Regions from separate parts of the Homo sapiens genome. Here region 2 is linked to region 1. The links are chromatin loops, found by intact Hi-C in ENCODE. Cell type or tissue: Calu3. All regions are shown on one strand. Each heading gives the region's core, and the rest is flanking DNA. Links, peaks and the distances in the headings are about the cores only.

What was found. A loop is a pair of places that touch in the nucleus more often than their neighbours do. Peaks named below come from ENCODE experiments on the same cell type or tissue, not always from the same donor. Only the 100,000 strongest peaks of a DNase experiment are listed, where the experiment ranks them.
Region 2: it touches region 1 in a loop (5-fold over the local background); 27 of 110 quality-filtered maps call a loop at or near these places.

The regions. Positions count from the first base shown.
Region 1 is chr12:109,925,519-109,930,889 of GRCh38, reverse strand. GIT2 (GIT ArfGAP 2) reads left to right here. Exons shown (of 20, transcript NM_057169.5): 20 at 1-1,086. Among named protein-coding and RNA genes, the nearest start is that of TCHP, 28 kb to the right of the region's middle. RefSeq lists enhancers at 3,959-4,938, 4,939-5,371. In Calu3, for the core only: a CTCF peak has its summit at 3,145 (motif pointing right); a DNase peak (open chromatin) is centred at 3,129.
Region 2 is chr12:109,850,110-109,855,480 of GRCh38, reverse strand. It overlaps GLTP (glycolipid transfer protein), which reads left to right. Exons shown (of 5, transcript NM_016433.4): 5 at 2,744-4,536. The coding sequence ends at 2,926. Among named protein-coding and RNA genes, the nearest start is that of TRPV4, 19 kb to the right of the region's middle. In Calu3, for the core only: no CTCF peak of the experiment used is centred there; a DNase peak (open chromatin) is centred at 2,220.

The DNA.
Region 1 (5,371 bases), core at 182-5,181:
AGCCTTTTCTGCAGGCTTCATGTCCTTAGCTGACCCTCCTTTATCTTGCAAACCCCTGCCCCTGCTGTCCCAGGGAGGACGGGCTTCTGTAGAGGCTTCTGGGAAATGAGCTGTCTGCAGGAGGTGAAGCAGTGTTTTCCTTGGAATGTTTGAGGACCTGCAATAGAAGATGTTGCCTTTATGGCCCTAGAGAAAGTCAAGGAACATGGGGACCAACAAAGCATTTCCAGTTGTAAGAATATGTCAGAAGAGTGCTCGGTTAGCCCACGGTGCCAAAACTCCAAACAAGTTCCCCGGTGGAATGACGTGGCCATTGGAGGGCTGCAGGTCGTCCTCTCTGTATGTGCCCCGCGCATTTCCTTGGCCTCATCTGAGATCTGGTGTCAGAGTTCTCTGCTCCTGTTGGCAAATCGCACCTTATCTGAACATTTGTTCCAGCCACCTTTTGCACATGGATTCCGTACCTTGCACTAGCAATGTCTACCTTCAGTAACGTCGTTCTTTTTCACCCTGTATTCTCAATGATCCCTTCCTCCCCATATGCCACCCTTCCCCCAAAGCTGATAGGGCAGAGGTGCACTTTATGAAACTGGCACTTGACTGAACAGAAGGAAACAGCTGTACCTCTAAGCTCCTTTCACAGAAATCGTCATCTGCCTTGGAATGCAAATAGTTCTTATTTGCCAAAGAACAGTGAATTGGGCCCAAAGATCAAACACAGCATTTCATGTAATCAGAATTCTAAACGCACAACTCGGGAGCTGTGCACGGCTTCTCAAGTGATTCAGTTGCAGAACCAAGAGCAAAACTCGCCTGTTTTTGTCCTCAATGGCACCCATGAGCTTTCCAATAGTATAGTTTTCTTTCTTTCCTTGTCCTGGTTGAAGGTAACGTGTTCCTAGAAAAGAAAATGCTGCATAGGAAAACTGAGATGCCTTTTATTCCAACGTGTTTGATCCCTGTCACTCATTATTCTGTACTTTTTATTGTACATTCTATTCCTGTAATTATTGTGCCCTTTAAGTGTTGTAAAATCGTTTTGGAATTTGTGCCTGCTAGTTATGCAATAAACAGGCTCTACAAGTGTTTTTGTGGTAATGCTGTGCTCCCCATCAATTAGTTGATGTTTCCAGATACTCTGTAAAAGGTCTGAGGAAGTTCTCCCAAAACGCCATCATTAGTGAGATGCAGTGTTTCATATGCTTTGGGGCTCTGCAGTTTTACAGTAATGACTATCTTTTTCTTCCTCTGTGCTTAGCAAATAGGTTTTGTTTTGTTTTGTTTTTTTGTTTTTTTTGAGATGGAGTTTCACTCTTGTTGCCCGGGCTGGAGTGCAATGACGCGATCTCGGCTCGACGTGATCTCGGCTCACCGCAACCTCCGCCTCCCGGGTTCAAGTGATTCTCCTACCTCAGCCTCAGAAGTAGCTGGGATTACAGGCATGCACCACCCCACCCGGTTAATTTTGTATTTTTAGTAGAGACAGGGTTTCACCATGTTGCTCAGGCTGGTCTTGAACTCCCAACCTGAGGTGATCTGCCCGCATCGGCCTCCCAAAGTGCTGGGATTACAGGTGTGAGCCACGGCACCCAGAGCAAATAGCTTTCTTTGAACGCTGCATCAAGATACTAGTTCCATGCATCTTATCATAATATATTTATTCCCTAAGTTTAATGTTTTTTTCTTTTGGAGAGAGGATCTCACTCTGTCACCCAGGCTGGAGTGCAGTGGTGTGATCTCAGCTCACTGCAACCTCCATCTCCTGGGTTCAAGCGATTCTCGTGCCTCAGCCTCCCAAGTAGCTGGGATTACAGGCATGCACCACCACCCCTGGCTAATTTTTTGTATTTTTAGATATGGGGTTTCACCATGTTACCCAGGCTGGTGCGAACTCCTGGCCTCAAGTGATCCACCCGCCTCGGCCTCCCAAACTGCTGGGATTACAGACGTGAGCCACTGTGCCTGGCCCCTACGTTTAATTTTTTTAATGCAGCGAAAGCCAGCCCAGCACAGATGCCCTCCCTTCTTCCTAACAGGTGATGGGGTCCTGGAATGAGCTCAGTGTCTTAAAACCACTGGTCTTATTTTATTTTCAGAGAAAGGCCACCTGTGCAGGTTCCTAGGGGGAGCTGGTATAGATTTGCATGGGGGTTCATCAGGGCTGCCCATGGTCACCAGTGATTGTCCTCTGGTTAGGTGACTTGGGACTCTACTCCCAAATGGAAGAAGGGTGGGGTAGGGCCTGAGCACCACGGGTACTTTTCCAAGTGAGAAGTCAGAAAGATGCCACGTCCTCGCTGTGATCCTGCTTGTTCAGGGGGACGTCTGTGCAGGCTTAGGACCAGTGTCTCACACAGCTCACACCCAGAGCAACCTCCTCAGGCAAGGAGGCTCAAAAGAGCCAGCAGCAGACCTCCTGGAACCCTGGCAGGCTCACCATGCCGGGCCCCCACAGTCTGGTTCAGCAGCTCTGGGGTGGGGCCCAGGAGTAGGCACTTCTAACAGGTTCCAGGGACCACACTCTGCGAAGCTCTGCTGTAGACCGTTTCCAGGCCTTTCCCACCACACAGCTCCTTGGCTTCTGCTTTTAAACATGTTTTAGTGTAGGAGAGTCATGTGAAGTCATCATTATAATTTTAGCTGACATTTCCTCTGTGCCAGGCACTGTGCTGAGTTCTTTTTTTTTTTCTTTTTTGAGACAGGCTGGACCGTAGCAGCGTGATCTCAGCTCACCACAACCTCTACCTCCCGGGTTCAAGCAATTCTCCTGCCTCAGTCTCCCGAGTAGCTGGAACTACAGGTGCGTGCCACCATGCCCAGCTAATTTTTTTGTATTTTTTTTAGTAGAGACGGGGTTTCACTATGTTGGCCAGGCTGGTCTCCAACTCCTGACTTCATGATCTGTCTGCCTCGGCCTCCCAAAGTGCTAGGATTACAGGCGTGAGCCACCACGCCTGGCCTGTGCTGAGTTCTTGACACATGTTCATTCATTTCATCCTCACTACAGCCAGATGAAGTGAGTGGTTTCTTCCCATTTTTCAGATAAGGATGTTTACAGCCCAGGAGGCCGAGCCTCACATCCAAGGAGAGAGTGTGTCAGTTGCTGTCATGCTCCTTACTCCTCTTCACCACCAGGGTGCGCTTCCCAGCCTCCGGCGGAGTCACAATGTTACAGGATCTCTGGGGTGTCGATTTTTCTGGCTGGAAATATCTGGCCAGTGCCTTTGCCTGAGTTCTTGTTGTCCTGCATCCTGGAAGAATGAGGTACGCAGACAAGTGGAGGGTGAAGACTTTTTTTTTCTTTTTTTTTTTTTTTTTTTAGACAGAGTCTTGCTCTGTTGCCCAGGCTGGAGTGCAGCGGTGCAATCTCGGCTCACTGCAACCTCCACCTCCTGGGTTCAAGCGATTCTCCTGCCTCAGCCTCCTGAGTAGCTGGGATTACAGGCACGTGCCACCATGCCCAGCTAATTTTTGTGTTTTTAGTAGAGACGGGGTTTCACCATGTTGGTCAGGCTGGTCTCGATCTCCTGACCTCGTGATCTACCCACCTCAGCCTCCCAAAGTGCTGGGATTACAGGCGTGAGCCACCATGCCTGGCCAAAGATTTTTATTTAGTGTTAGAACAGCTCCTCTCTGTAGGCAGGTCGTCCCGTCAAGTGTTCAGCTGTCAGCAGAGAGGAGGCCCTGGAGAGGGTGGCTCCTCTCCACAGGCAAGTCATTCGGACGTCTCTGCAGGTCTCTGAAGCTCTCAGTAGAGAGGGTAGCTCCTCTCTGCCAGCAGGTTGTCTCTGCAGCTCTCAGGGGAAAGGGTACTACTCCTCTCTGCAGTAGTAGAGGAGTCGTCCCATCATCTGCAGCTGTCATCAGAGAGAGCACTCCTCTCTGCAGCTGGTTGTCCCGTCATCATCTCTCCGCCCTCTCCATCCTCTGGTCTGCTCTGGCTGAGCCCAGGGCTTTTATGGACCACAGGGGGAGGAAGTGCCTGCCGACTGGTCCATGGGTGGCCATGGGCAGGCCCGTAAGAGGTACCACAAGTCCCCACTCAGGTCTGCAGGACTGGCAGCCTGGCCCCCAGCCTTCAGGCCCCCCCTGGCCTGTAGGTGAGGCCTTACTGGGGACCCTGCCCACTCCCACCCAGGACTGTCTGCCTCCTGCTGCCATTCATGGCCCCAGGGCTTGGCCCCAACCCTGCTCTGAGATGGGAGAGGGTGCTGGGAGCTGAGAGAGGCCAGGCAGTGGGAACAGACACCCCTGAGCCTGCAGAGACTGGGGGGTCCTTTCTGGGGCACCCGAGGATGCAGGCTGCAGAGACACCCAGGTCCTGCACCTGGGAGGGCAGCCACAGCTGCACCCGGGAGCTCCCGCCCCACCAACTGAGAAGAGGAAGGGTTCCCGATTGTCCCCAGCTCCTGCCTGCTTCATGGAGCGGGAGGCTCAGGTCTGCAGTCATAGGTCCAGTGGCTGCAGCTGTACCCAGGAGGGCAGATCCTGCCTCTTCCTGGATCCCCCAAGAACCCAAGAGCACAAGGAGGCTCAAATCCACAACTGCAGTTTGGGCGGCAGTAGCCCCACCCTCCTGGAGCGGGAGGCCTGGGTCTGCAGCTGCAGTTTTGGTGGCTGCAGAGGCACTGAGAGCTCCCATCCCAACCCAGAAGGGGTAAGGCTCCTAGTGGCTCCATGGAGTGTGCAGCCCCAGCTGTGCTTCCCTGCTGCAGCTGGCATAATGGCAGCAGCCACTACCATCAACAATGGAGTCGGGGCCGGGCGCGGTGGCTCATGCCTGTAATCCTAGCACTTTGGGAGGCCCAGGCGGGTGGATTACCTGAGGTCAGAAGTTTGAGACCGGCCTGGCCAACATGGTGAAACCCTGTCTCTACTAAAAATACAAAAATTAGCCAGGTGTGGTGGCAGGCTCCTGTAATCCCAGCTACTCGCAAGGCTTAGGCAGGAGAATCGCTTGAACCTGGGAGGCAGAGGTTTCAGTGAGCTGAGATCGCGCCACCGCACTCCAGCCTGGGCGACAGAGGGAGACTTTGGTTCAAAAAAAAAAACTAATGGAGTCAGGGAAGGTGGGCTCCACGTGGAGCTGGCACTGCTGGGCTGGCTGCACTGCAGCGCCTCAAAGGCTCCTCCCCATGAGTCTAGATATGGGGGGGCAGGTGGGCAACAGGCTATGTAAACAGATAACTTTCACAGCCGTGACAGTTGCTGCCCTCACAGCCTAGAGGCCCTCGAGCAGGGGGCTGAGTCCCTGGCGCCTGGACCTCTCTAGCGTTTGTGGAATGGCTGACTGGAAGGACTGTCTGAGCGCCTGTCCCCTTGCTCACAACACTGTGACCGCAGCAGTCTCTATCCCCTGAAGCTGATAGGG
Region 2 (5,371 bases), core at 164-5,163, 75 kb after region 1:
TGGGTGAGGCTAGTGTACTGAGAGGTCCCCCTCCCGTGCCCTTGGCCAGCCCCATTCACAGCTGCAGCGGGTGTCACTGTAGCTACTCCACGGTGTTTCTCTTTAGGGGCCTTGGCCTGCAAGGCCTGATGGTGGGGCGACGAGAAACCACAGGGAAAGCCCTGGAGGACCCCAGGTCAAAAGTGGCCCAGCCTGATGGCCCCTCAAATTTACCCCTCCAATTCGACCCCTCAAATTCAGCTCCCATTCCCCTGGGAGCATCTGCTGAAAGGACACCGGCCCTCTGGGTTCTTGGTGGCTTGTGTTGGGGTGACATTGGCCAGGGCTCCTGGAGGTGAGGCTTCAGCACCTGCCTGGTTAGGTGAGGGCCCTACAGTTGATCACCAGGCGGACAGCCCTGCTCAGGAGACTTGCGAAGGCCCTCCGGCTGCCCTGCGCCATGCCCTTCACCTGCTGCTTGCTGCCCTCATCTCACCCACGTGTTCCTGCCCGGCCTGTTCTGGCCACCCTTTCTGCTGCAGCTCCCTCTGCCTGCCCACCCTGGCGGCCATGAGAACGAGGGGCTGACGGGCCCTGTACAGTGTTCCTGTGGGGTACAGTCTGCAAGCAGGCTGGGGCAGAAGCCAGTATGGTTCCAGAGAGGAAGAGCTGGTCATAGGGTGAGATGCGTGGCAGCCCCTGGGCCATCCACCCCGGAAGAGCTGTAGACAGGGCCCATTCCCATGGGCCCCTCGAGAGCTCCACAGTGCATTGCCCCTACAAATCCTCAAACCACCACGTCAGTAGTAATAGTGTGTCCTGTGTACCTGGCCCAGGGCAGCTGCCCATGAATTGTAATCTTCACAGATGCACCACAAGGTGGGCACTGTTCTCACTTCCATTTCCCAGATGAGGACAGTGACGCTCAGACAAGGTCACACAACACAGAAATGGGGGGCTGTGATCCTACCTCCCTGAGCCTCAATATCATCTTTCAAATGGGTATAAAATAGGCACTACTCAAAGAGTCATTGTGACAATTAAATGAATTAATCACTATAAAGTGCTTGACACATGGTTCACATGGTTTACACTCAGTACATCAAAGCTATTACTTTTTTTTTTTTTTTTTTTTTGAGACAGGGTCTCACTCTGTCGCTGTCGCCCAGGCTGGAGTGCAGTGGCACAGTCTTAGCTTACCGCAACCTCCACTTCCCAGGCTCAAGCGATTCTCCAGCCTCAGTGTCTTGAGTAGCTGGGACTACAGGTGCGAGCCACCAACACCTAGCTAATTTTTGTATTTTTTGTAGAGACGAGATTTCACCATGTTGCCCAGGCTGGTCTCGAACTCCTGAGCTCAAAGCAATCCTCCCACCTCGGCCTCCCAAAGTGCTGGGATTACAGGCGTGAGCCACCACCCTAGCTATTACTGCTTTTATTATGAAAGAATAATATTTGGCCAGGCGCGGTGGCTCATGCCTGTAATCCCAGCACTTTGGGAGGCAAGGCAGGTAGGTGGATCACCTGAGGTCAGGTTGGAGATCAGCCTGGCCAATATAGTAAAACACCATCTCTACTAAAAATACAAAAAATTAGCTGGGCATGGTGGCGGGCACCTGTAGTCCCAGCTACTCGGGAGGTTGAGGCAGGAGAATCACTTGAACCCAGTAAGCGGAGGTTGCAGTGAACCAAGATCACGCCACTGACTCCAGCCTGGAGGACAGAGTGAGACTATGTCTAAAAAAATTTTTTAAATAATATTTATACTTTCCTCATCCTATCAAACTCATGGCCTAAACTTTTTTTTTTTTTTTGAAACGGAGTCTCGCTCTGTCACCCAGGCTGCAGTGCAGTGGCGTGATCTCAGCTCACTGCAACCTCTGCCTCCCGGGTTCAAGCAATTCTCCTGCCTCAGCCTCCCGAGTAGTGGGACTACAGATGCCAGCCACCACACCTGGCTAATTTTTGTATTTTTAGTAGAGATGGAGTTTTATCATATTGGCCAGGCTGGTCTCGAACTCCTGATCTTGTGATCTGCCCACCTCGGCCTCCCAAAGTGCTGGGATTACAGGCATGAGCCACCGTGCTTGGCTAGCCTAAGCTTTTTATCTAGTTGTACCTTTTTTCTTCTGGCTCTGAAATTCTGTGAATTTTGAATTCTCTGTACTTTTCAAGTATGGGAGCAGCTCTGAAATTTAGGGAAGTATCGCCCCCCTAAGGACAAAAGAGAGACTACAGCATATTTAGCAGTCGTCTCCCCAACTCAGAAAGTGGGTTTTCCGAAGGAGCAGTTCACCTTTTCTGGAGCAGGGAACCCAGAGGGAAGAGACTCACCCATGCTGAACACCTACTGTGTGCCTGGTGTTGTGCTGAGTGCCTACTGTATGCCTGGTGCTGTGCTGAGCACTTTGTACAAGCCCCCTAATCCTTATAAAAGCAACCCGATTAGGTGGCAGCCATTATCCCCATTTTGCAGATGAGGAAGCTGAAGCTCAGAGAGGCTAACTGACTTGCTCAAGGCTCACAGCTAGTTGATGGCCCAGACTGGCATTTGCATCTAGGCTTGTCTGTCCCGAAAGCTGATGTCCTTCCTGCTGTCGCTCAAAATACACCTCCCTTTTCCTTTCCCTTCCAACACCTCAAATAGCACAACCCCCTGTCCAGCACAGACCCAGGGAAGACCCCTCCCAGAACCCTGGCCTGCTGGCCTGGCTCCTCAGCCCCCGCTAACGCTGTGCCTACCTCCCTTCTTGCCTGTCTCAAGGCAGCACTGTACGCAGCACCCTATAAGTCTGACTTCCTGAAAGCGCTCTCCAAGGGGCAGAATGTTACGGAGGAGGAGTGCCTGGAGAAGATCCGCCTCTTCCTAGTCAACTACACGGCGACCATCGATGTCATCTACGAGATGTACACCCAGATGAACGCTGAGCTTAACTACAAGGTGTAGGCATGCCCACTGCTGGACACGTCCCCGACTCGTGGCCACATGGAGAAACAGGCAAACCAGAATCACTGTGAATCAAGTCGGTGAACTGCCCCTGGCCTGTGTCCCCCAGAGCAGCCCAGGGTCCTGCCAGAGTCTGCAGGGGACAGCCCTCGTTTTTTAAGTCTTTTTTTTTTTTTTTTTTGGTCTATTCTAAAGGACCAGTAAATAATGATCTTACTTCCAAATCTCCTTGGAATTTCACGACAGCACAGACTGACTTTATACCTTCATTTCAGCGTGGTAAAAACCGATTAACACTTCTAATGAGTCAAGTCCTAGGGTTTTTTGGTTTTGTTTTGTTGCCAACGAGGAACACAGCTCTGGGGGAATGGTGTCATCCACCTCGCTTTAAAAATAAGCACATGATGGCTGGGCACCGTGGCTCACGCCTGTAATCCCAGCACTTTGGGAGGCTGAGGCGGGTGGATCACCTGAGGTCGGGAGTTTGAGACCAGCCTGGCCAACATGGTGAAACCCCATCGCTACTAAAAATATAAAAAATTAGCTGGGCATGGTGGCGCACGCCTGTAGTTCCAGCTACTCAGGAGGCTGAGGCAGGAGAATCGCTTGAACCCGGGAGGTGGAGGTTGCAGTGAGCTGAGATCGCACCATTGCACTCCAGCCTGGGCAACAAGAGCGAAACTCTGTCTCAAAAAAAAAAAAAAGAGGTGGGTGGATTACTTGAGGTCAGGGTTTGAGATCAGCCTGACCAACATGGTGAAACCCTATCTCTACTAAAAATATAGAATTAGCCAGGCATGGTAGCGCACGCCTGTAATCCCATCTTCTTGGGAGGCTGAGGCAGGAGAATCGCTAGAAACTGGGAGGTGGAGGTTACAGTAGCCGAGATCGCGCCACTGCATTCCAGCCTGGGCAACAAAAGCGAAACTCTGTCTCAAAAAAGAAAAAAAAGAAAAAAAAGCACGTGACCTTATGAGGCTCTCGCTGTATTGTTATTTTAAGGACTATAAAGAGTTTGATTTAAAATTATGCAGGGCCCCTATGTGGGATTTTTTAAAAAGCAAACTGGTGTGTATTCTCATGTGGTTTGCACAGCCCAGCCTCACAGCACTATTGTAAACCCTGCTCTTTCTGTCTCGCTAGACAGATTTTTTTGTTTGTTTTCTTTTTTCTGGTTGTTTTTTGTTGTTGTTGTTGTTGTTTTACAGCTGAAACCAACCAGCAAGCCCTTGATGACCAAGAGGCGTTTCTTTCAAAGCTATAGGGCACAAACAATTGACCATAGATGACTCCGTTTGCATTCTTCTGCAGAATTATTTCCTTCAGGGACAGATTTTCCAACCTAAGAAACTACCTACCGTGTGTATTCTCTTGACGGGGAGAGATGAACCCTTCAGCTGCTAAGATCCAAGAAAACGCCTCACTGCCTTAACCTTAACTGTTCTTCCTGGCGCTAAAAAGAGCTGTATTTTTTAAAGTGCTGGGGCAAACAAAGCAACCCCAAAAGAGTTGATGTGTGTTTTAAAAGAAAAAACCCAATGAGGAACAATTGGAGATTTTTATGCAGAAACTAAATAATCCTTAATAAATAAATCTCTATTTTGGAATCACATCTGTGCACTGTATTGGTTCTTGATTTTTTTTTCTTTCCTGCATCAGAAATTACAACTGGGGACCCTTACAAATCCTACCAAGAATGTATTTTCTGGCGTCCATGGTTTTAAAATTTTATTTATCTATTATTTTTAAATGTTTTTGTAGAGATTGGGGTCTTGCTATGTTGCCCAGGCTGGTCTCAATCTCCTGGCCTCAAGCAATCCTCTTGCCTCAGCCTCCCAAAGGGTTGGGATTACAGGCATGAGCCACTGCACCAGGCCTGGCCTCCGTGGTCTTAAAAAACAGAACTGGTTGCTGCATGGAGAAACGGGAATTTCACATAAGAATCTTGGGTTTCGGCAGGGTGCAGTGGCTCACTTCTGTAATCCCAGCATTTTGGGAGGCCGAGGTGGGTGGATCACTTGATGTCAGGAGTTCGAGACCAGCCTGGCCAACATGGTAAAACCCCATCTCTACTAAAAATACAAAAATTAGCCAGGTGTGGTGGCGGGTGCCTGTAAACCCAGCTACTTCAGAGGCTGAGGCAGGAGAATTGCTTGGAACCAGGAGGCAGAGCTTGCAGTGAGCCAAGATCGCACCATTGCACTCCAGCCTGGCTGATAAGAGCGAGACTCCATCTCAAAAAAAAAAAAAAAAAAAAAAAAAAAAAAAAAAAATCTTGGGTTTCTGTAGCCATAAAAAAGAATGAGTTCATGTCCTTTGCAGGGACATGGATAAAGCTGGAAGCCATCATTCTCAGCAAACTAACACAGGAACAGAAAACCAAACACTGCATGTTGTCACTCATAAGTGGGAGTTGAACAACGAGAACACATGGACACAGGAAGG